Linked DNA regions of Mus musculus: all the other regions are linked to region 2. A link is a loop called in an ENCODE intact Hi-C map of the cell type or tissue named here. Cell type or tissue: heart. All regions are shown on one strand.

Region 1 (8,000 bases), 370 kb after region 2:
GGAGCACTTCCTCATAAGTGACTCGCATGAGTACCCTTGCTCCAGGCTCTGCTTTAAAAAAAAAAAAAACAAAAAAACAAAAAAAAAAAACCAAAAAACAAAAAACACCTTTCAGATAAGTGTAACTCGGCCATGTTAGACAGCAAGGCAGAGCCTCATGGTACAGGGCAACCTGGGACTACTACCTTTAGTGAGCTCGTCAGGGAAGGCGCTCTGCTGAAGGGCTGCTCAACCAGCTCCGTACCCACCTGAGGTGAGCCAAAGTACAGTCATGTGAACTTGGTGCGTTCCGGGGAGATGAGAGAACCATGACAGGTGATGGGGCAAGAGGAGCGGAAGAGGGTAATTCAGGATATCTGGATTTGGAATGCCGTGAGAAGGCCGGTCTGTAAGAGACCTATGCTTATTTGGTTTTGGTTTCAGGGACTTCCTCTTTAAATGCACAGACACTTCAGAAGTTATTTTGGCTTCTTCCGGTGGAGAAACCCACATTGCCATTCCACTTCGCCAGAGAACCAAAGAGGCTATGGGCATCCTCGATGTTAACATTGGCCGGAGCAGGATGCTGCTGTACCAAGAGTATAAAGATCTACAGAAAATGGTGAAGATGATCCAAAACGTCTCCTATGAAATACTGGGCGAATTCTCTGGCGAAATCGAGAAAACTATGGTTATAGGTATTGTGAATATGGTATCAGGGTATATTTTCCAACTAATCATTTCAGAATGTCGATCTTTCCATGTGCGGAGAATCCCCTTGTGCAGTCTTAGCCATGTGAATGTCTGTTCTGTGACCCAGCAAAGGACAAGGACTCATGTCATCATCTTAGTTTAGCCTTCCAGTAAGAGGCAAGATGGCCCATCTGCTGGGAAACACATGAGGGCAATGGATAGCCCATTTCACAAATGTGCAAAGTGAGATTTAGTAAGCAGCAGATGGTAAAAAGCTGAGCTTTGCACCTGTTTTTTCCTCCACAATTTGACACCATTTTTTATATATAATGGAGGAAGCCTTCAGCCTAAGCCTTAACTATAAAACTCAAATTTGGGTTTGTTTGTTTGTTTGTTTTTTCCGGTTTTATCCCTAAATAGTACATCAGATATAATTCTATTTTGCTATTTCTTTTTTCATGATCAGAGAAACTAAAGTTGCTTAAAATCACGGGACATGGTTTTCTTTTGCCTGAGAAAAATGGTTTATTATAACATGCTCCAAATGCTGTGCGTGTTATGTTCATAATTAGAATATGTGTAATTCCAGAGATGGAATCGGCAGGAGAGGTGAAGCGGGCTGGGATCCTTTTCTTCCGAACCATGCTGCAGGAGCTGCAGGAATGCCTCTGCCTCCTCGATTCCATGGACTTTGTGTCGCTGCTTCTCTATGAGCACAAATATCATGTCGACTCCATCCTTCAGGACATCACTCTCCAGGAGGTGGAAGCCAATGTGGCCCTGGTGCACGACGTCCTGAAAGGAGTTATTCTGTTCTCTCAGCGGGAGAAAGACTCTTTAAGCGACTTGGAAGAGTGGGAAAAATGGAAGTTTGTGAGTTTGGGGGTGATTTCTAGCGGGCAAATTTTAACAGTGGAGCTCGCAGGTGTGCGGATGCAAGAATCTGCGGCTAGCAAGGAGCATCCTCGGAACCCACACCCGAGCTCTCAAGTGTGCATGCGCATCAACATCTTAAAAGCCCATCTTTTATCCTTTCTCATGACCCCTTCAGACCCCAAACCATATGCCCCAAAGCTGTCCGTGATCCCGACATCTGACCCCAGAGATATGACTGTTGAGGATTTACCTGTCTGGGGCTGTGTATGCTGGTGAGCCGGGCACCACATTTCTACTGAGTGATCACAGAGCTTTTCTTTTGTTCGTTGTTCGCAGCATATTAACAAGTACTTAGTGGAGGAGATTTGTGTGCTTGATCCGACTGCTAGCAACGTGGAGGTTAATGTAGAGCTCGTTACAAGCTATATCCAAGGTAAGGGACTGCCTGGTAATTTAAATATATACTAGAAGCAAAAGTCTGTGAGAGATTTTAGTTATAGAAAAAACAAACAAAAAATAAGCAAACAACAACAACAAAACCAAGATGGTTCTTGAATTGCGTTTACATCAAAGTAAAAATGTTCTTGAGTTTCTAAAAGAAAAGATACAATCTACAATTTGCTCTATTCCCCGAAGTGTCCGTGCCACACATAAGAATTCACAGGTGTGCCTGCTCGTACTCACTCAAAGCTTTTCAATAGCTCTCACTACTAAGGAAGCTGAGTCAGGAGGATCTCTTCAGTCCAGAAGTTCAGGGCCAGCCAGGGTGACATTGCAAGACCTTCATCTCAAAGCAAACAGAAGGAGCTTCAGTAAGAACTGAGCAGTGAACAAAAAGTCTTCTATTTTTGGCTCCAATAAAGACCTGTTAAAGGATCATTAGTGTGTAAAGGCTGGGAGTGTGGCCCCTTCAGAGGAGAGTTGGCAAGAGTGCAGAGCCAGGAGGTTCTCGGGTTGGAGGTAACATGGAACTTGCCAGAGAATCGGCCACACCTAAAAGCAAATACACACACAACAGGCAAAGTCCTGCTCTGCCGTGGAGTCCTCCACCGGACGCCTCAGGCCAGGCGTGCAGGTGAACTCAGTAAAAGCTGCTTGCTCCACTTTGCAGCTGAGGAAACACTCATCTCTGACCTGGTGTGAAAGACCAGGATCTAAAGGACCTGCAAGCCCAAGGCCAGCGCTGCACGTGAGACTCGGTCTCCAAAAGAAAACAAACAAAAACATTATCATCAAGCCGAGCGTGGTGGTGCACACCTTTGATCCCAGCACTCGGGAGGCAGAGGCAGGCGGATTTCTAAATTCGAGGCCAGCCTGGTCTACAGAGTGAGTTCCAGGACAGCCAGGGCTATACAGAGAAACCCTGTCTCGAAAAACAAAACAAAAAACAAAAAAAAAACATTATTATCATCAATAGTGAAGTGGCTCTGTTAGTTCTCTCCGAAGGAAGAATTGGAGATTGGGGTAGGGCTGGGGAGACCAAGCCTGGAGCTAAGCACCCTGAGGACAGATGCAGGTTTCTTCCGGCTCTCTCTCTTCTCTCTCTCTTCTCTCTCTCTCTCTCTCTCTCTCTCTCTCTCTCTCTCTCTCTCTCTCTCTCCCTCTCCTCCACCAAGTAGGAGGCTTTCTGGGCTTCTGTGATACATATATTAGGTTGCGAAGCTCAGAACTGAGAGACCCCAGGGACAAGGAAAAGATAAAAGCAATGGCAGGGATGGGAGCCTCGCCCCTCAGGCTGTAGACATGGGTGGCAGAGCACTGAGCTTGTGGTGTGGTGATGCCATCAGGATGTTGCTAGGACAGTGAGGCACTCCCAGAAGCCTAAGAGTGCCTGGGGCTCCCAGAGAATTAGTGTGCACCATGAGTAATGTGAATCCGGTTTGAAACTTCTATTTGGAATTCTATATGAGCAACAGTTCATGTCTCTGAGCTCAGTCATGGTAGCCTACATTCACAGGCACCACACAGATCTGACTTCTAAGGATCGATCGTTGAAGGGAACAAGTAACATCGGCAATCAGCAATAAAAACAACTGGATAGTGTTTACTGTTTGCTCTGTGTGTGTGTGTGTGTGTGTGTGTGTGTGTGTGTGTGTTACTGAATACTTGCTCGGTAAGCACTCTACCACCAAGCTAGACCTCCTATGCTCTGTTTACTTTTTATTTTGAAAGAGTCTCACTCAATTGCTTAGGCAGGCCTTGAACTTGTGATCCTCCTGCCTTGGGCTCTAAGTGGCTAGGGTTACAGACCTGTATCATTAAGACCTGCCCAGTGTATACTCTCATATACTTTATATTTGAGGACTTTGGAGTTCAGAGAAGCCTGTATCTGTCCCCCAGGATGCCTAGCTTCAACCTCAGTCTCCCTGGCCCTACCCCCACCTTTAGTCTCTGGTTCCTCCTTTGGGGGAGAACTAACATCTATAATGAACTCCAGCAGACCAGTTTGTCTAATTGGTATTCTCCCTGTGACCTTGTTCCTCTTTGACCCCGCCAACTTGCCAGCCCCTCCACCTAGAGCTTAATGCCAGGATTCCTTGTGTTCCTGAGTGATGTTCCCCTTCTTGGACAAGGACATAGGCACCCACCGATCTTCAATCCAGTCCCTCTGACATAAGGAATAAGCATAAGGGACAGGCCTTGCCATTCTACACCCTGCAGGTGTGTGTCCTTAATAAGCCCATCCCCCAATCTGGGGAGCTGCTAAAGGCTCCTGTGGCAGGACACAATGCCTCAAAGGAATCTCTTTAGACTCTGCCTCAAATTTGCCTGTTAGAGCCACCTGCTCTGCTCAGAACACATGCAAATTTCCACCACTCGCCCAGTCTTTGAACTCTAGCCTTTCCTTCAGCATCCTTGACCACGGAAATACTGCGTTTTGCTTTCCGATAGTGCCCTCGTGTGGCAGAAATCAGAACTGCAAGTTATAGACCGGGACGCAGCCAGAAACCAACAATTGGCAGGTTTCCCTTTTGAAACTAACAACCTTTTAGTGTTATCAGTCTCTGTAGCAACCAACAAAGCTATTAGGTCACCGGGATATATCAGTCCCCTCTCATTTAGATAAAATTCTATCAGGAAATTCTAAGTTCCATTCTTGAGAAAAGAGAAAGCATTCTTTGGGTGCATCTTTCTGTTTGTGTCAGGAGAGGACCCTTGTGGCAGGGGCAATCTATTATACAAAGTTTGTGTGGCCTTCCTGCAGCTTTGAAAAAAAAATCGCCAGGCGTGGTGGCGCACGCCTTTAATCTCAGCACTCAGGAGGCAGAGGCAGGCGGATTTCTGAGTTCGAGGCTAGCCTGGTCTACAAGGTGAGTTCCAGGACGGCCAGGGCTATACAGAGAAACCCTGTCTCGAAACAAAACAAAACAAACAAACAAACAACCCCCCCCCAAAAAAAAAAACAGGCTATGTTAAAAAAAAAAATCTCTTATTCAGGAAGCATGAGATGGTACCGGCAATATCTGCAGGTTCTCTCCGAGATTGGACATGCCGGGAAGAGCATAGGATCTGGAGTGTGGTTGATAGACACCCCACCCGGGAAAACTGAGTGTCCCTTTCCCAGCAGGAACCATCTCCAAATAGCTTCTTGGTTAGGGATGGAACTTTGTGTCCGCTTCCCCTTCTCTGTGCTGGGATTTTGTCTAGCTTGAACGTGTCACAGTCTCTGTGAGTTCGTACGTGTAGCAACCTTGTCGGGTCTAGAAGACGTTGTTCCTTGGCTTCATCCCCCACCTCTGGCTCTTACAGTCAGTCTGTCTGTCTGTCTCCTCTTCCACACAGACCTTAAGCCTTGAGGGGAGGAGTTCGATAACAGTGTCCCATTCAGGACTGACAGCTCCAAAGTCTCTCACTGGTCGTCCTTACCCAATAGCAGTTACCTTTCTCCTGGCTTTTCCTTAAGTGCTGGGTCTAGGACCGAGGGTCCCACACTTAGCTGAGCAAGCCCTTGACCTCTGTGCCCTCCTCCAGTAGTGGTTGTCTGAGGAAGAGGATTTTATGTCTGAAAACGTTTTCACTTCATCACTCGTACTTGATTTGAACTTTGCCGGGGAAAATCCTTTTGAAGACATTTAGGAGTTTTGGGGACTCAGGAGGTTCTGTTTGACTTCCTCTCTCTCTGTCACCAGATTGGGGGAAACTCTTTAACCAGAGACACATTGATCCATTCATTGTCTGTTTTTTGTTTTGTGTGTGTGTGTGTGTGTGTGTGTGTGTGTGTGTTTTAAATGAGATACCTCATTTTAAAAAAACATGAGCTTCCAAACTTGGGACATAGGTCGTTTTGTTAGGGTCCATGCCACACATATGCATGGCTGAGGGATCAACGCCCGATCCCACAGAAAAGGAGGCATGGAGGCCCCAGCCTGCAACGCCAGCACTTGGGAGGTAGAGGCTGAGAGGCCTTACGCTCACTTAAGAGCTTGAGAGGCTTAAGAGGCCACCCTTGAGTCCATAACAAGTTCAAGCCAGCCTGTCTCGAAGGAAAGCAAGAGACGCATAGATCACGTCACATACACTCGTGCGTTCTGAACTACTCCGTTTGGATAGTACACCAATCATTAACACTATCTAATTTTATGACATTTTCAAAAGTAAGCTGTAGCCCATTAGTGCTGGCTCCCTCTTCTCGCACTCTGTTCCCGAGCAACCGTGTATCTGCTTTCTGTCTGTCTGTTTGGATTTGCCTGTCCTGACTTTTGGTACAAATGGTATTATGCAATCGGTGGTGTCTTGTTTGCTCATCCTAGTGTTTGCAGGGTTCGTCTACATTTTGGTGAATGGTAGTTGTTTATTCCTGAGTTATCTATACGTGGATATGCTATAGCTCACTTATCCACGTATTGGATCATGGGCCCCTGGGATCTTCGTTTTTTTTACTGTTGGGATTGTGTTACCAGGACTGTTTTGTTTACAGTTGTTTTGTTGGATGGTGGTGATTTTGTTTTGTTTTGTTTTCTTTTGTTTTGTTTAAGAAGATGAGTATTCTGTTCTCTTGGGCTCAGACCTTAGGGGTGAAGTGGTTAGATCAATGGCAGCTCTTCTGTGTAACTTTTGTGTCTCTATGGCCTTTTGACTTGCAAGGCTGCTATTGAGATGTGGGAAGCCTTCCTTGTTTTCTGAGTTTGCACATGTTACTTGTGTTTTGCTTCTCCTTTATCCCCAGAGCTGTGAGATTTTGTGGTGAGAAGCCTTGGTGTGGCTGTTTCCACCCATTGGTCTGGGTTCTTGCTGGGTCTCTTCAGTTGTGAAATCTAGGTCCTCACCTCCTGGATACCTACATACATAGCATCAAGGGTGCTATTACAGCTGTGCAAGTTGTGCGCTGCACAAAGCCCCCCCCCCCACCCACACACACACCTGAGTGGGCAAATGTCCGCTCACTCTCTAACCCGATTCCACTGACTGAGCGCTGTGCCTGCCTTGACTTGATGCTACGTCTGCTTGGAAGGGGGCATCTTTTTCTTCACAAACCTCTTCTCTGCTCAGCCAGCTGGAGGGTAGTTCATGTATCCAGCACAGGTGACCTGGAGGCTGATGGTGACCCTCCTCTCCCTTCCTTCTGTTCCTTCTTTCTAACACTTTATTCAGACATTGGGTCTCCTAGACTCAATCTTCAAAGTGCTATTTTTAGTGGGTAGAGTACAGCTTAAGTCGTAGAGCTGGCGTGCACAAAGCCCTAGGCTTGATTCCCCATGTCTGCAAATAGGTAAACAAGCGTCCTGGTTTCTCTCCCATCCCCTGCCCTCCTTTGTGCTGCTTTTACTTTTCCTATTTATTTATTTATTTATTTATTTCTCTGTTTTTTAAGTTCTTACCTGCTAAGCTGTGGATTGGGGCGGTGTGAGCGAGAGCCCCTGCACCTCTGTTCACATTTCACCTCGGGTCTCCCAGGGCACTGATGATTGCAGTCTTGCAGTGTTCTCCTCCCTCTCTTTCTCCTTTGGTGTTTGAATCCCTGCATCTCCACGTGATGATTTGCTGGTTTGAAGAGTGAAGTGACTTCCTGTGTGCACGCTTCTCTAAGTTCTTTATCTTGGACCGTTGGCTTCTGGTGGGACTGGATTCTTCCCTTACTGTCTGGACAGGAAACAGCCTCTCTTCCCAACTCCTAGGGCCTGAGGGGGAGTCTGCGGGCCTCCATATTTAGAACATCTCCCAAGGGTCCTGCCATGTTCACTGGGGAACTGCACTCTTAGTCCCCACTCCCAAGATGTTACCCTGAGATGAAATGAGAGGAAATCACCCAGCGCTGCAGGGGCAGGGGCATTACTAGGTCTCTCACTCTTTCCTAAATGCATCTGGACACCTCTCTGAATCCAGTGAGGCTGCTGGGCTAGGCAAGTGTAAGCCTCCTCCATTGCTGGCTTATCCTCTCTTCTCCTGTTAGCATTGCCGCCCTTCGTCTCTGCCTGCTCCCCAAACTTTATTCCTTCATCCTTCACTCAGCC
Region 2 (8,000 bases):
GCACTAGAACCGACACAAAAGGGTTGATGAGGGCCCTGGCACCACTGTCACCACCCACCCCTTCCTACCAGCTGCTGCTAGCCCTCTGTGGTTGTGCACCCCTCTTGCCCCCATTCAGGGGCCGACTAACACCCTTTATCCAATGGTGCTAACCCCGGCTCTCCCTTTTCCACCCTACCCACCTAAAGAAGCACAGGCCCCACGAAGCAGGGGCCACACCCTTGTCCTGGGCTGCCTTCTGGCTGGCTTCTCTCTGCCAGGGGCTCAGAAGGGGCACAAAAGGGGGTCAAGAAAAGAGCAACAAAGCAAAATTGTTCTTCCTCTTCCCTTCCCTGATGCCAGGGGCACCAGACTGATTCTGAGGCACAAATAAAAGCGGTTTCAAACCAGATGCATTTCTACTTAACTTTATTGGGGAGAAGTGCCCACAGGGGTGGGAGGTGGGTGGGGTCTTGGGAACCTCAATGCAAAGATGGATGACCTGGGATAAAAAGCTGCCTGATGGGTCCTCAGTCCAGCTTGCATTTGCTAGGTCTCCTCAGTTTTCCAAAAAGGACTGAGGTGCCCCCTAGTTTGGGCAAGGCCTGGTTCCCTCATGGTGCCTTGGGGAATGGGGGCAGCATATTGGCTTTCTGTGCAGGAGGCACAGACTTGTACTTAGTGAAGTATTTCATTAGTAATGCCTCAGTGTTTCTATAAGAGTCAGCAGAGTGCTGGTGTGTGTGTGTGTGTGTGTGTGTGTGTGTGTGTGTGTGTGTGTGTGTGTGTGTTGAACCTGCTTCCGTGTGCCTGTTCTCCTGAGATTTCTCTGGTGGGGTCTGTTTGTCTCCAAGAAGCTGCCGTCTTTGGAAGTGAGAAGATGGGAAGAGCCCTCTGCCATAGAATTATGGTTGAAGCCAGTGGGTTAAGCTCTTCTGGCAATAGAAACAGGGTGCTGCTTATTAGGAGAAATATTGGAAATTTCCTGAGGTTCTGGGGATATCTGTTGAATCGCCATTCCTGTGAGGTCAGGCCTAGGCCCCTCAGCATCCCCAGGATCACGCTAATACTAAGCACTTCCCCTGCCCAGGGTAAGGGACAGAGAGGGACACCACCTCACCATGAAGCACCACTGCTAAGGCCACATTACCCCAGGCTTCCCCGAGGCCTGATCTTGCAATGTTTGGGGACCTAGTACGGAGCTCAGTCCCTGCCACTTAAGATCTGTGTGTTCAGGCCTCTTGTGGGAGATGGAGTTTCTTTTCTGATCCCTCCCCTGATTCCAACCCCACGAGGCAGGGTGCAGAGTTCCAGACCAAAAGCCGGTGCTGCCAGTCGGTGCGCCCTGCCCCATTGAGTCTGCAGTGTGCAGAGCTTTGCAGCGCGTAGGCAGTGCTAGTCTGTGCCGTCCACCAGCTCACAGAGCATGTTTTCCAACGCAGTGATGCGCTCCTCTTGGGCCTGCACTCGATCTCGGAGGGCCTTTATCTCCTCCAGCAATGTCTCCAGGGTGTGCTGCTGCTGGCATGTGGGAGACAGAAGAGACCATGGCAGAGAGCAGGAGGCAGGGGATAGAGTCAGGGTGGCGTGGTCAGATCTCAGAGCTTACCGACAAGGGGGCCTCGCTGGCGGACTGGCTGCGCCGAGGACTGGCCGGCGGGCGCACATCTAGGATGTTGCGTTTGGTGACCCGAAGCTCACGGTGTTTGGGGGGAACGTAGCCTTCCTTCAGCGAAATGAGCACAGGTTCTGCATCCTGACCTGATAGCCACTCATCAGCTTCCAGGGCAGGCTCAGGGCCAGGCGTGTCTGGGTATAGGTCATCCTGGAACAGGTCTGACTGAGGGGGTGGGAGGACAGGAGGGCCTGTATGAGCTGAGCAGTGGATGGCTGTTTTGATGCTTTCCAGCCAACGCCCTCCTTCCTCACCTTTCGCGGTACAGTCATGATGATGGGTTCACACTTTCGTTCGTGCAGCTTGTAGAACCTATGAGGGAGGGGGAAATTCAACATTCCTGCTGACTCCCCATCCTTTTTTAAAATCCCTATGTCTGTGACTAAGGTGTTGAAAGTCAACACCACGCCGAGTAATTACCATTCACACATTATCAGTGTTGGGTTAAAACACCTCTGTTGGAATGTCAGGCTAGTAGGACAATGCTGGGACTGTCACTGAAAAAGACTAGTATGGCTCCTTTCTTTTTTCCCCAAAGAACAGCACAATTAGGGGAAGCCCGGGAGCTGACATGAGAAATAGAGGCAGGGGGACAGGAGGGACAAAAGTGCTGACCTGGCGATTTCACATTTGCTGACATCCAGTCCCCGCTTGGGCATGAAACCCATACCCCGTTGCGGTTCTTTGCTGCTAAATGTGTTCAGATAATGCACGAAAGGTGGTTCTTCCGTAATTTCAAAGTACCGAATGCTACTGTCACCCTGCAAAACCAGCCAATTTAGATGGCACTGCCAGACAGCGTGCTCACATCTTCATCCTGGCCCTGGTTCTTCCAGCCCAGCCTCCAGCACCTTGCCACACAAGTAGACGATGCTGGAGTCAGGATCGTAGAATGGTAGTAACACTCCGTTGCTTGTGTCCATCTCCTGCAGGGCCACTGGCTCTTCGAAATTGTTCTGCCGAGCACAGGGAGAGTGACCAGCCCTGTTCTTCCTCCCGGGTTACATCAGAATTCGCTTTATAGCCACCCCAAATCCCATGCGTTTCCAAGACAGCTCTGGTGAGAGCTACAGGCTCTTCTAGATGCATCTTTCCCTTTCCCTCACACAGGAACACCCTGTGCGGTTGCATGCAGTCACAGCAAACCACCCCCAGGGACTTGGCATCACCAGGAGGGGGCGCCAGCGCGAGCTCCTTCAGGCGACGCAGCAAAACTGGGCAGTGTTGGGTGTGAGGTGGCAGCAACCTTCAGCCCTGTCGGAATGGGCATACCCTGCGGGTGCAGGGCGTCTGGCCCCTCGCCCGTGATGCCAGCCCCCGGGGCACACATCCCAAGCCTCCAACTGTGTTACCGGGTCCCACAGGCCTAGCTCTCGCTGGCTCATGCGGGTGAATCCCGTGGTGAAGATATGACCCAGCCGCGTGAAGACAGCCCGCATGGGTCTCATCCCCTCGTGGGCTGCAAACCTCTCCTGGGAGGAAGGGGGAGAAGGGAGGAGCATCACCTTGCTGCCTGCCTTCGGGAGATGGAAATCTGAGCAACCTTGCCAACCTGAGTGTGGGGTGGGGGTGGGGGTGGGGAAAAGGAGTCTAAGAACTCAGCTTCTCCGAGGTCAGTGGCAGGACCATGGCCTGGAGATCAGGGCTGTGAGAGAGCAAGAGGCCTGGAGCTCTCAGCAGGTTCCAGTCCTTATGCACCCTCAAAGGCTGATCCCTGGGGCGGGTGATGTCTGCAGGCATCCTAGGGTTGCAGTGGTGTTCTATCCACAAGGGAGCCCCGTGCTCCACTTGGGCCTCTTGGGTTGGGCCACCACTCAGGAGGGTGCTCCTGGTTGACCCTGCAAAGCGAGCCAATGCGCCCGCCTCCGCCTGGCCTACCGGGTCCCAGAGTGCGAGTTGCCGCTCACTCATCCTGCTGAAGCCGGTGCTGAGCAGCTTCCCGTCTGCGGTGAAGACGGCCCGCAGTGGGCGGGCGCCCTCGTGAGGCCGGGCTCGCTCCTGCTCGCAGGGTTAGTGGGTTAGAGTGCCCGCCCACCCGCCCTCCGGCTCCCAGCCGCACCACGCCTGTGCTCCAAGCAGACATGCAGGCACCCGACTTCCCAGGTTAGAAGGAGGCTGGCCAGGACAGGGCCACTGGCCTCCCAGGGCACCCAGCTGGGATAAGCCACGCTTGAGGGTTATTTCATCCCCACCCAGTGGGTCAATGGGTGGAAAGGGGGTCAGGTCTCGGTAGTCAGGCCCCAGACCCTGGAAGATGGCGTTGGATATCTGAGAGGAGAGGGTCCTGAAGCTCAGGTTTCATGCAGGTTCTGGTTGGAGGATGGAGTTTCCAGCTTCTCCCTCCTCAATCTCAAAGCAAGGAGCCCTCCTCGGAGCTCTTAGATGTATGGGAGGGGAGCGAACCGGGTTGCAGTCTGGGAGTTTACTCAGGGTAGGAGGGATTGAGGCTGTTGAGCCTGCAAGGGGTGCGGAGGGGGTTGGGTCATGACTAATCTCCGGAGTAGGGATAAGACAGGTAAAAGCTGGGACCAGAGGCTCTGATGACTGGGTATCAGGCACTAACGGCTGGTGTTGAACAAGGGGGTGCTAGCTAGGGAATAGGCAGCCAGGCCAGGCACTCACCGCAACCACTTGACTCTTCCGGGGGTCAATGATGCGCAAGGTCTTGTCCTTGCAGGTGGTGGCTAGCAGGCTACCATTGCTGTTCCAACACACGCTGTGGATGACGTCAGGGTGTATGTCGTCCAGGCTCAGCAGTACCTCCCCAGTGCCCACATTCCAGATGATGATCACATTATCACCCCCTGTCCAGAGTGACCAGGCGTATCATCCGAGGCTCTCCTTCCTCACTCCCACCCTCATCTACAGAAGGGACCCTCCTTAGCCCCACCCCAGACCTGCACTGAGCAGGACATTCCTGGCAGTAGGATGCCAAGACAGGATGCCCACACGCTTGGAGTGGCCCTCGAGTGTGATGACAGGTTCTGTGATGTTTCTTACAGGGGTGTAGTCTGGAATCTGCCACACCTAGGTAGGAAGAAAGGCAACAAGCAGGTGGGATTCAGAGATGGCTCACACACTTAGTGCTATTGGTCTTCTTGAGTGGTACGGGTCAAATACAGGAAAAAAAACTTGGTGGTACCAGCACCGTGAAGCAGCAGTTGTGAGCTCTCCAAAGACTGCCTTACTCTGTCAAGAAAACTTCAGAGTGCTGTACCCCTGCTCTTAGGGCCCCAAGTTATCCATGGTTATAATTAGTTCTAGGCAGTGCCCTCTGGGAGGGCGCAGGTATGTATTTAACTAAAAATAATCTGGGAACTGGGCAGGACAGGGCAGAGCTCCTGGCCTCTACCCCTTCTATTATCTTCCCCAGCACAGGTGAGACACCTCCCCGTTCCCCAGCCCAGCTTGGCAGCATCCACTAGTCTCCTACCATGACTGTGGTGTCATCTGAGGCACTGGCGATGACGTTGTCATTGTGTGGGCACCAGTCAATGTCCAGCACAGGGCCAGTGTGCCCAGTGACCAGTGGGTAGTTCTTATCCACTCGTCCTGTCTGGAGGGGTCAGAGAGGGTGATATGGGTTCACTGTCATTCGTGTGTGTGTGTGTGTGTGTGCACAAGCACCGCTGGGAACGGAACTCAGGGCCCAGCACTTGTTAAGTAAATGGTCAACCAATGAGCTGCATCCCAGGCCCTTGCTCTCCTGTATGTGGTTTTGAAGTGGGCAGTAGATTTGTTTACCTCTCAAATCTGTGTTATTAGTTTTCTCTTTGCAGACCTTTTTCAGAATTTAACCCCACCCCCACCCTCAGTCTACTCTTTGAACTTTGCTGGAGATGCACAGTGTGAATGCCTTTGTATTAGGAAGTCTGATTCAGAGAGACAGGCTGACCTAACAAAGTACCCACAGCAGGACACGGAACCCAGACTCAAGTTAAGGTCTCATTATGTTGATTAGCCTAGGCTGATCTTGCCTCGGTCTTCCCAGTGCTGGGCTCATGGGCGTGAACCCACATGCCCTGTGAGGAGGATGTGCTTGAACCTGTCCCCCAAGTTGGAGGACCTTTGGCAAGCCCCTGGAGAGAGAGGTCTGAGTGAGTGACTCTGACGGCAGTGGCTTAGCCCCTGGGGCAGACCTCTCCCTTGGTTTCACCTTGGAGTCATAGGCAGCACGCAGTCTTGGTGCTGAGTGTCCCTTACCAGGGGCTGGCACTCGTCTTTCTTTTTGTCTTCATGAGTAAGTTGTGGGAGCTCTGAAGACTCTGCAGGGGTTGGCATTGGCCCAAAGCACATAGTCTGGGAGAGAGGGTGACTAAATGCCATTGACATGGCAGTCACACTGGGGGAGGAGGTGGCTCGGGCTGAAATGTGAGCCCTTGGGATGCTGTCTCTGGATGGTGTCTGCATTGTCCAGCGTGAGTCATAGGCTATTGTCAGGCCTGTCCTGACCCCACCACTTGTGAGGTCTTCTTTAGCAAGGTATAGGGCTCAGTATCTAGGTCAAGGTTATGCTTTGGGGTATCTCTCCTGGGGTACAGATGGCTACGTGTCTGCAAAGGTGGCAGTCAGTGCCTGGCCCTTTCCCTCATGTGCAGGGGAGGGAAGGCTCTGACTATTGTAACTTCTCTTTTTAGTTTCATCCCACTCCCAGGATCAGAGTCTGAACACCTCTCTCTCTCTCTCTCTCTCTCTCTCTCTCTCTCTCTCTCTCTCTCTCTCTCTCTGTATCTCTGTCTCTCTCTGTTTCTGTGTGTGTCTGTGTGTCTCTCTCCATCTCTCTGACTCTGCCTTTCTCTGACACTAGGTAAAGATAAGGTTAGAGTCTGACTGGACCTTGGTCTGCTGTATCCCAACCATCTCCATCACTAACACCCATCTTGGTTTCTGCTAGGAACACAGTGCTCTGTGGCCTAGAGATCGGGCGCACAGGTCACGCTGATGTTGCTGTTCTCCACCATTCTTTGTGGGTTTGGCAAAGACAGAGTACCCAGTCCACACAGACTGCCCTTCTGGAGGCCTGGACTTCAGTGAGAAAAGGCTAGTGTGGGATATATCCCAGAGACCCTAGCCAGTGCCCTCCCAATTGCTTTCTTCCCCTCACCCCTCACCTTGGCCAGAGGCAGGACAATGAAGGCACCTCCACCTCCAGCCTCCACAATAATGGCTAGAAATTTGGGGTTGACGGCACAGAAGGCGCTGTCCCATGTGACCTTGGATACCCGGATGTCCTCATAGGCCTGGTCAGCCTTTGCTGCCTGACCAAACACGTGGCGGAACTTGCTCTGCCGAACAACACGCCGGCTCATGGCTGGGGCAAAGATAGGGAGTATCAGAGTCTAGAGGCACGTTGGTCCTTAATCCTGCGAGCTGTGGAAGGGAGGAGTGAGTGAGTAGGATTATCTGGCCAGGATCTTCAAAGTGACCAAAGTTGGAGGCTGGTTTTTGACATCTGTCTCATGTTGTTTAATATGAGGGACAAGGATGGGGAATCTCACCGCTTCTTAGACACACAGGCTAGCCGGGATAGCAGAGGCTGACACAGGGCTGAAACTTCCTCCAAGACCTAATGTTTTGAGGAGGAATATCAGGGGGTCCCCTCATGCTGCTAGTCATGTATGAGACCTCTTTGCAAGTGTTTGTCTCTCTGAAAGGCTCCCCACCCAACACCTTCTCTTTTAGTCAGTGGACCGTAGCTCAAGGCTAGGTAGGACTGCAGCCCTCAAGATCCCATATTCACATCGCTGAGTTCAAGCCGGTGTGTCTTTTTCTACAGCTTGGCCAAGAGAAGAGGTCCTTTTGTTAGCCCTGCTTCCTACTCTTTTTAAAAGATTCCTCCGGTGGTGTGGGGTATGTGGGAGTAGGGCGATCTTCCTTCTGTCTATTTCCCCATGCACTGATTTCTCCGGATGGGGTGGGGTGGGGGAGTCCTGGCTATGGTCATCTGACACAAATATCATACTTTGGTCCAGCCTCTTGGGTGCGATGCCTGGGCTGGCTAGTCCGTTCTCTTGAGGGTGGGGGCCCTCGACCCCACCTGCAAGGACCAGATGTGCAACCAGGGAGGAGGTGAGGTCCTCTTTCTGGTTCTACGACTTCGGCTTCTGGAGCTAGGAGCTTAGCAATGCTTGCTACTTTTCCCAAGGGGACACAGCAGGTTCTCCCAAAGGCCAACTGCTTCCTGCCCCTCCCCTGCCCGGGCATCCTTGTGCCCTTCAAACCACTTCTGTAGCCCCAGGCCTGAAGGCCGGCCTACTCGCCCCCTCCTCCAGCCTCCTGCCCCGGCAGTGCGTTCCTGTGAGACTAGGTGTCTCCTCGCCAGCCGCTGTCCGGCCAAATATAGACA
Region 3 (8,000 bases), 150 kb after region 2:
GAGAAAAGTGTAGGATAACTTTTAGTTTTGTTGTGGGCAAAATAACTTGATACAGAAGAAAGAAAGCTAATCAATTAAATGATCATCTTACACACACACACACACACACACTCATGCCATTTTATTTTCAGAGCTTTATTGTTAAGCAGATTTTATTTAAAATGTGTGATGATTTCTTGATAGAAAAAAATGATCAGGAAACAGGATGGTAGGTGATTCTAGATGTGCATTCAACTATAGATTGAAAGACATGTATTCTTACCAACCTGTCTAATACTTGCACATAAAAATAGGTCACTGTAATGTGGTTAATTTCCATTGACTGGATTTAGAATAATCCAGAAGACACATTTTTGGGCATTTCTGTGACAGTGTTTATAGAGATACTTAATTAAGGAGGAAGGACTCAACCTAAACAGGGTAGCACCCTCCCACGGGGGTGGGATCTAAGACTGAGTAAGAGGAAGGAGAAATCCTGATAAGCATCAGCATTTGTCTCTTTTTACAGCCTCACTAGGATAACATAAGCAGCTGCTGCAAGCTCCTGCTACTAAAGAGCCACCACACCCTTCCCACCATGATGGATAGTATTCCCTTTAAAAATGTGAGTTGCTTTCTGTCACAGCAATAAAAAAGATAACTAATACAGTCTGGGGAAAGTGTAAGCACCCAAGCCTCATTTGCAGAGACACAGGCTGTGAAAAACAATGGGTGGTCCAAAGTGTAAGCAATAGTTTCCCCGAATTCCTTTTAGTTTCCATATGTTCCAATATTGTATATTCATTTATTATTCTCCTGACTTGTTCCTGCTCTTATATCACCATGGATGACCCTTCTTCCCTGTTGTATATTCTTCACCAGTGTTGTGGTACTCTGTACTGTGTCTCTGTCCTTCACCTACCTAAGGCATTCTCTAATTGGCTTTAATAAAAATCCAATAGTCAACAAGTTGGGTAAGAAGTGGAAGGTAGGACTTCCTGGGAGGAAGAAAGGAACTCTGGGAGGAAGAAGGCAGAAAGCCTTTACACCAGGACATGGGAGGAGACAGATATGATCACAGGCCTAGAAAGTGTAACTCATCACCTTCTGGCTGGCTGGAGCTAGGTAGTTAGTTTAACTTAGGTGATGTATTGGCTAGTTCTGTGTCAACTTGACACAGCTGGGGTTATCACAGAGAAAGGAGCTTCAGTTGAGGAAATGCCTCCATGAGATACAACTGTCAGGCATTTTCTCAATTAGTGATCAAGGGGGAAAGGCCCCTTGTGGGTGGGACCATCTCTGGGCTGGTAGTCTTGGGTTCTATAAGAGAGCAGGCTGAGCAAGCCAGGGGAGGCAAGCCAGTAAAGAACATCCCTCCATGGCCTCTGCATCGGCTCCTGCTTTCTGACCTGCTTGAGTTCCAGTCCTGACTTCCTTGGTGATGAACAGCAGTATGGAAGTGTAAGCTGAATAAACCCTTTCCTCCCCAACTTGCTTCTTGGTCATGATGTTTGTGCAGGAATAGAAACCCTGACTAAGACAGGTGAGCTAGTTGAGAGTGTACCCAGCCAAGGCCTAAGGCTTTGAAATATTAAAAGGTCTCTGTGTGGTTATTTGGGAAAAAACTGGTTAGGGAATAATTTCCACTGTAGTAATTTCCACCACTAATCAATATATACAGAATATAATAATCATTTAATCTTCACACCAGTCTTCAAAGCTTGTTTCTTGTGTGTGTGTGTGTGTGTGTGTGTGTGTGTGTGTGTTTCAAGACAGGGTTTCTCTGTGTAGCCCTGGCTGTCCTGGAACTCACTCTGTAGACCAGGCTGGCCTCGAACTCAGAAATCCGCCTGCCTCTGCCTCCCAAGTGCTGGGATTAAAGGTGTTACCACCACCACTGCCCAGCTCAAAGTTGGTTTCAAATGCCAGACATTAATGCTATTTCTTCTATCACCTGGAAATATCTGTTTCCCTCCAATTCTATCTTTACTCTAGCACCATCCAGTTCTGTTTCTAGGTTATGAGTGGGTTCTTCATTTATCTTTCACCATTAAACTGTAAGGTTTTTTTTTGTTTGTTTGATTTGTTTTGTTTTGTTTTAGTTCAAGAACCATGCCTAATCCCACCTGTCATCACAGTGCCCTAGGTACAAGATGGGACTAGAGGAAGAGGCAAAATCAAGTGGCTGTAGTGATTAACTAGTGAGATTTCTTATAGGCAAACACTTAAAACCAACTGGTTATACATTTCCAGCAAGTATGGACTATGTATTTGCAACCTGTTAGCTTTAACAAGTTTGAAGAACTTTGTTGTGTTGCTTGTTTTTTCAGGAGGTGATTTGGGCCCTAAGGCTTTCCTTTTGGCTAAGCAAACAATTTACTTGTTTTTATTTCTGTATGCATACATTCAATATCAACTCACCAATGTCTTATTTTCTAGCCAGTAAATAAGACTGATCCTTATCCTTGGATATTTCACATTGTAACTCAAGGAGAAAGTTCTATTAAAAATGTTAATTGCCTCACTTGGACCAAAGCAAAGTTGGACAGTATAGCATAGAAGCATCAGAGGAAGAAATAACTCTAGGATTGGAAAGTGTTTTAGCTAAGTTAACTTTTACGTTGGGCTTGAACTAGAAAGTTTTGTCAAGTAGTAAAAGCAGACTTATTTCAGGCAGAGGCACAAAGAACCGAAAATGTTACAGGCTATCTGATCACACTGTGTATCTCAAGATTGTGTTATTTACTGAAGGAAAAAAAAAAAAAAAAGACCTGTTTCTAGTCATGATATGGCTCAGCATTAGCACACAACTTTAATTTGTCTGGCAGGAATACAGACTTACCCTGAATCCCAAACAATGAAGATAAATTTAGTTTGTAGAAAGAAGCACCCATGTTTGAAAGTGATATCTAATTGGTGGCAAACAAAGTGATGAATCAGAGAAATATTTGACAGAATAGGATCTGCCCAACTCTCAAAGGAGAGAGGAAAGGGAAGCTACTTAAGTGTGCAGTGCAGAGAGAGAGGAAGTAGAAAGGAGGCAGTTTTACCAGGACAGTTATAAAGAGAGGTTTCAGAGAGGGAACATGGTAGACACAGGTGAAGACAGAACAAACCAGAGAATAAGGAGCCAAAAGATCAGAATATACTGCCAAAGTTTGTATTATACAAAACAGAGCAATTTAGGAGAAGCTGAGAGAAGCCAGATTGAATCAATTAATGTAAAGCCAAGTTTTGAGCCAGGAACAGCTGAGTTGACTAGCCAGCCAGAGTTCAGAAAGACCTAGAAAGGGTGAGCTTATTTAGCAGTGACAACATTCTAGGCTTAGATAAGATTCTATAGAGGCTAGAGGCTTCTAGGACTAGGCCTAGGTTAGCAGAAAAAGGCAGTAAAAATAAGAGATGACAATTACTATAGGAGAATAAAAGTTACTTTTACAAGAATAAGTGGAAACAAGTTTCACATTTGAGGAGCATTGAGTAGTTGTGCATTGCTGGAACAAAGGTAGAATTGGGGGTTAAAGCTATCAAGTAGTCTTACTGTTATGGTTCCACAATGCTAGGTATCCTACCATGACAGCTCTATAGCCAGGAAACTGGATTATCCATTAACTAGATATGGTAGATATAATTTATCAGTTTTCTCTGCCCTTGGCAATAAACTAATAATGGGGGGGGGCTAGGGGGTGTCAGGAAAAAAATCAATAGTGGCCTTTTAAGAGGAAGTGTGCACTTTGGAACTAAAGATAGTGCTGTGCTTCTGGTCTGTGGAAGCAGGAGGATGTAAAGGCACTGTGACAACTCTACTGGTTGTCACCATGGCTGGATTTAAAGGTGTCTAGAACTGGTGAAAGGCATCTGAGTGAATGTGGAGATGTGTACAGAGAGGACTAACATGTGAGAGCAAGTAGGGAGTGGGGAGATCCACTCTTAAGTGTGGACGGTCCCTCCCAAATGGCATCCCAGTTGAAAAAGGAAGAAGCCAGAGGAAAGCAGCAAATGCTTGCCCCGGCTCATTTCTATTTGAATGATTCATCTATATTTGCTGCCATCTACTGACAACAAACTCCATTGTCTTCAGTCATTCCTTATAGACCAGTGGCTCTCCAGGGAGCTCTCAGGCTTTCTGCACTAGATTGGAACTGCTAACACGTCCCATCTACTGTTTTGAGAACTTGGTCCTGTGTGCTGTGTTGCACCAGAGAATATACGTCTATGAACATGCTTTGTGTGTGTGTGTGAATTCGGTTGGTTCTGTATCTCTAGAAAACTCTGCTTAATACAGGTACCATTCCTAGTGTTTGGATTACTTGTTAAGAGAAAGCTTAGCCTATTTCCTAGGAGCAAAGAAAATGGAGGTGAAACCAGTTGCATAGATTATTAATTGGTTTGTAACAAATGAATCCCAGGAGCACTTAGCTGGGTGTTCACTCAATACTTATTATTCACTCAGTGCTGTTGTACAGCGAATACATGAAGATCCAAGCAGCTTCAGTCTCACAACTGTTGTTTTGACCTGGATGGCTGTAAAACTGAAGGTACATTGCAGTGCCTAATGTGAGCTCTAATATGGCTTGGGCCCCCTCAAAGGAGAGTAGTTTCAGGGTTGGCTTCTTGCATAGCAGCCCAGGGCTCTAAAAGGATGCTAGGCTTGGAGCTGGCAATAGTGTAATGCCACTATGTTACACTCTCTTGATGCATTAAAGGACAACCCAGATTCCAGGAGAGGAACTAGATTCCTCTTCTGGGGAAGCAGCAGCAAAGAATCTGCAGTCATCTTCAAGCACCTCTTCCAATTCTGGTGACTAGCTAGCTGAACATGTGGGCACAAGGAACAGGACAGAACACCAAGAAAGAATGTTGATACTGGCTGGAATCAGGAGCCAGACCAAAAATTCAACCTATTCATACTTTATAAAAATATAACATCTAGTAAAGTAAAAATAAGTTAAAGTATGCAACAATTGCAAATGAAGTCAAAGTCATATCTTACTCCTATTATGACAGGATTAAAAGAAAACCTAAATAAAGCTTTCTTGCCTATCAGTTGAAGCAACAGGAAATTTTTGTGAGTTACCCGCTATTTATGAAGCATTTTGTTTTTTAGATTATTTGTGAGATCCAAGTGCAGGTCCTCATGAAGGCTAGAAGAATGTGTTAATGCTCTGCAGTTAACAGATGGTTGTGAGCTGCCAGATGTGGGAGTTGAGAATCAAACTCAGGTCTTCTGCAAAAGCAGTACTTACTCCTAACTGCTGAAATCTGTTTAGCCTAAATATTTTCCTTAAATTACTACAAAATATAAACTAGTACAACGCCTATGATCCTGGGAGACAGAGACAAGAGGATCCTAATTTTTAGACTAGCCTGTGATACAATAGAGTTCCAGCCCAGCCTAAGCTACATGGAGAGAACCTGTCTAAAAGGGGGTAAGTGGAGGGAGGCTGGGGACATACCAGTGATAGAATGCTTGTCTAATATGCCCAACACTGGAACTGTAAAACCAAAACAACTAAATCAGCTGCTTCCTCAAAGACTAAAGCTTGATTCAAATTTCATTAAAACAATTGCAATTCTGAAAAATAAAATGTCCTCAGTCAACAGCTTTTGAAGAGGCATAGTCCAGCTCAGAGGAAACTGAGTTGCTGTGGGGAGCTTTCGCTGGGTGTCTTCTATCTATAATCCTTATTCTGCATATATGTATACATATACATATATATAGTATTACCTATTTATAGTGCTTACTGTGCACTTGTAATATTATCTTTTCTACTGATAATCAGTTCCTCGGGTTTTTTAATTAAAAACTGTATTATTATGGAGGGCAACATGTGTGTCTATTGAGTATTGCTAAAATTCCTTCACTGGAGGAGACTGTTTATGTCTATATAGAGACAATATAAAAATATTATGCCTATATAAATATAGAGAACATAAAATACATATAGACAAGTTACCCCATCCTCCTGCAATCCCAAGCTGAGGCATTGCTCTACCAAAGTTCATCGGGGAACCAATGGTTTATTAAGCTTGCTTACAGCAATGGATGAGGGGCTGCCACACCCTCACCCATGACTCACCCACGGTTGTGTTGACAGAGACCCCTGGTCCTTTCCACCTGACAGTCCCTGAGACCTTGAGACTATTTAGGGCAGAATTGGATACAACTGGTTGGGAAAGGTGTCTGAATACTCAGGTGAGAGTCCCATGACCTTCCATGTTCCTCCTATGAGAGAATGTCAGAGGTCAACAAACACAGTTGTGATCTTTGCAAGTCAGTCGAACAGAACACGGGAAGATGGCAGCAAGTGTGTGGCTCAGATGCAACGCTGTGGCTTCCACAGACCTAACAGATGGTCAGGCTTGCCGAGCACATGTCTTAACCATTTCACAGCTCAGTTCCTTGGCTTTAAGATGCAACAAGTCAGCCCTGTGGTGGTGCATGACTTTAATCCAAGCATTCTGACCATCGATTTGGGGATGGGGGGTGTTGTCCAGTGCAGAAGCAGGTACGTCTCTGAGTTCAAGGCCACCCTGGTCTACAGAGCGAGTTCCAGGAATGCCAGGGCTACACAGAAAAACTGTTACTGGTTTTCCTGCTGGTCCCCTTTTAGAACAGCATTAGCAACAACACTGTCTCCATACCTCCTGCCTGCAGGTTTTTATTCTTTAGTTCTAGGGTAGAACCAGTTATGTGCCATAGCTGATTTGTTAGGTTTAATTGTTATAGAATTTTTAGGAACTTTGTGAGACTCACCCTGGTGGCCTGAAATTGGCACAGTGGAAATGCTTATCAGAAAAATTAACAAATATTATATAAATCCGTTGCCACTCTGAACACTGGCTTTTTAAAGAATTGACCAGCATTTTGCAAAGTATGAGGCCAGGGAGTGTGTACTTTAAAAAAAATCTTTACAAAGCTAGGCATGGTAGTACTGAGATGCCAAAGCTTTTAAATTCAGACTCTATTTTAGAGAACCTGACCTAAGTTTGAACTTAGGTAGACTAACAGGCTGCTATAGCATTAGTTTCCAAGTTGCCCCCCAACTAACAGGCTGCTATAGCATTAGTTTCCAAGTTGCCCCCCAACAGATCCTGAGCCTAGCTCCAGTCTCTAAGCTAATCCCCAACAAGAGCATAGTTTCCAGGTTATTCCCCCAACAAACCTGCACCCCCAGGTTACAAGCCCACCTTCTACCTAATGATCACCAATGCAGAGGGGAGCAGAAGTTAAATTTATGATCTGACTCCCAGCACCAGACAATTATTTTAAAGGCCACAGGAACTTTCCAATTAGATGTTTGCACACGTATTCTGTGCTTGCTGCTTACTATAAAGCCTTGCCCTGATAGATGTTCTAGCCCCCCCCCCCAAACCATCCTGTGTGACAGTGGTGTGTTGGGGGGAGGGGGTGGCGAGCTAGTTCGAATAGAATAAAAGACTCTTCTGTGAGTTGCATCAGATTGGCTCCTGTGTGTGCTCTTGGGGAGCGCTAACATTTCCCTGGCATAACGGTACATGCCTGTAATCCCAGTGCTCACGAGGCTTAGGCGGGAGGATAATGAGTTCAAGATCAGTCTGGGCTATAAAGAGAAGAACTGTCTAAAAATACTGAGAAACAGTAAGTGTGGACGACTTCATCTTAAAGGCTTCAAAAGACGATTAAAAATACAGTCTACTCTGTCAAGGCAATGGTGATAGGTATGAGGGGGATCAGTGTGTTCATGGAAACTCAGCCTTCTAAAAGGATGTATTTATATCCCTTTGCCCTGTAAGGGCAGGAATTTGTCAGCACAGTGCCTGGCTTATATAAGATTGTCCAGATAATACTAGAGGAAGTAAATACAGTCCAGAGCATTTACAGTTCTAGGAAATAGTAAAATGAAGAATAAACCTTAGACTCCTTTCACTATGTCATGTTCTTTATTCCTATTAAATTACTAGTCATATGCTTGGCTTATCAACACATGAGGAGTGTTTAAGTGAGGGGTGGAGAGTAAGCAGCCAGTTTTTAAGAGAGA

What was found. Peaks named below come from ENCODE experiments on the same cell type or tissue, not always from the same donor. Only the 100,000 strongest peaks of a DNase experiment are listed, where the experiment ranks them.
Region 1: a loop joins it to region 2, with 2.3 times the contacts of the local background. A loop is called at or near these places in 15 of 42 quality-filtered maps.
Region 3: a loop joins it to region 2, with 6 times the contacts of the local background. A loop is called at or near these places in 8 of 42 quality-filtered maps.

Annotation. Positions count from the first base shown.
Region 1 is chr11:77,096,775-77,104,774 of GRCm38, reverse strand. Efcab5 (EF-hand calcium binding domain 5) reads left to right here. Exons shown (of 18, transcript NM_176965.3): 15 at 424-677; 16 at 1,262-1,545; 17 at 1,885-1,981. Among named protein-coding and RNA genes, the nearest start is that of Nsrp1, 22 kb to the right of the region's middle. In heart, a CTCF peak has its summit at 4,461 (motif pointing left); DNase peaks (open chromatin) are centred at 4,444 and 7,584; H3K27ac peaks cover 403 bases; H3K27me3 peaks cover 326 bases.
Region 2 is chr11:77,462,876-77,470,875 of GRCm38, reverse strand. It overlaps Coro6 (coronin 6), which reads right to left and starts at 6,965. Exons shown (of 10, transcript NM_139128.2): 1 at 6,766-6,965; 2 at 5,088-5,210; 3 at 4,552-4,681; 4 at 4,277-4,458; 5 at 3,533-3,652; 6 at 2,506-2,610; 7 at 2,270-2,415; 8 at 1,909-1,966; 9 at 1,589-1,819; 10 at 393-1,497. The coding sequence starts at 6,963. The coding sequence ends at 1,375. Ankrd13b (ankyrin repeat domain 13b) reads left to right here. Exons shown (of 15, transcript NM_001373882.1): 15 at 1-391. It overlaps Mir12181 (microRNA mir-12181), which reads right to left and starts at 3,358; the gene lies at 3,302-3,358. In heart, CTCF peaks have their summits at 2,818 (motif pointing right) and 3,627 (motif pointing left); DNase peaks (open chromatin) are centred at 2,995, 3,595, 5,855, 7,935 and 4 weaker places; H3K4me3 peaks cover 2,081 bases; H3K27ac peaks cover 2,911 bases; H3K27me3 peaks cover 4,272 bases.
Region 3 is chr11:77,313,909-77,321,908 of GRCm38, reverse strand. All of the region lies in intron 1 of Ssh2 (slingshot protein phosphatase 2), which reads right to left. Among named protein-coding and RNA genes, the nearest start is that of Gm24989, 73 kb to the right of the region's middle. In heart, a CTCF peak has its summit at 4,036 (motif pointing left); a DNase peak (open chromatin) is centred at 3,978.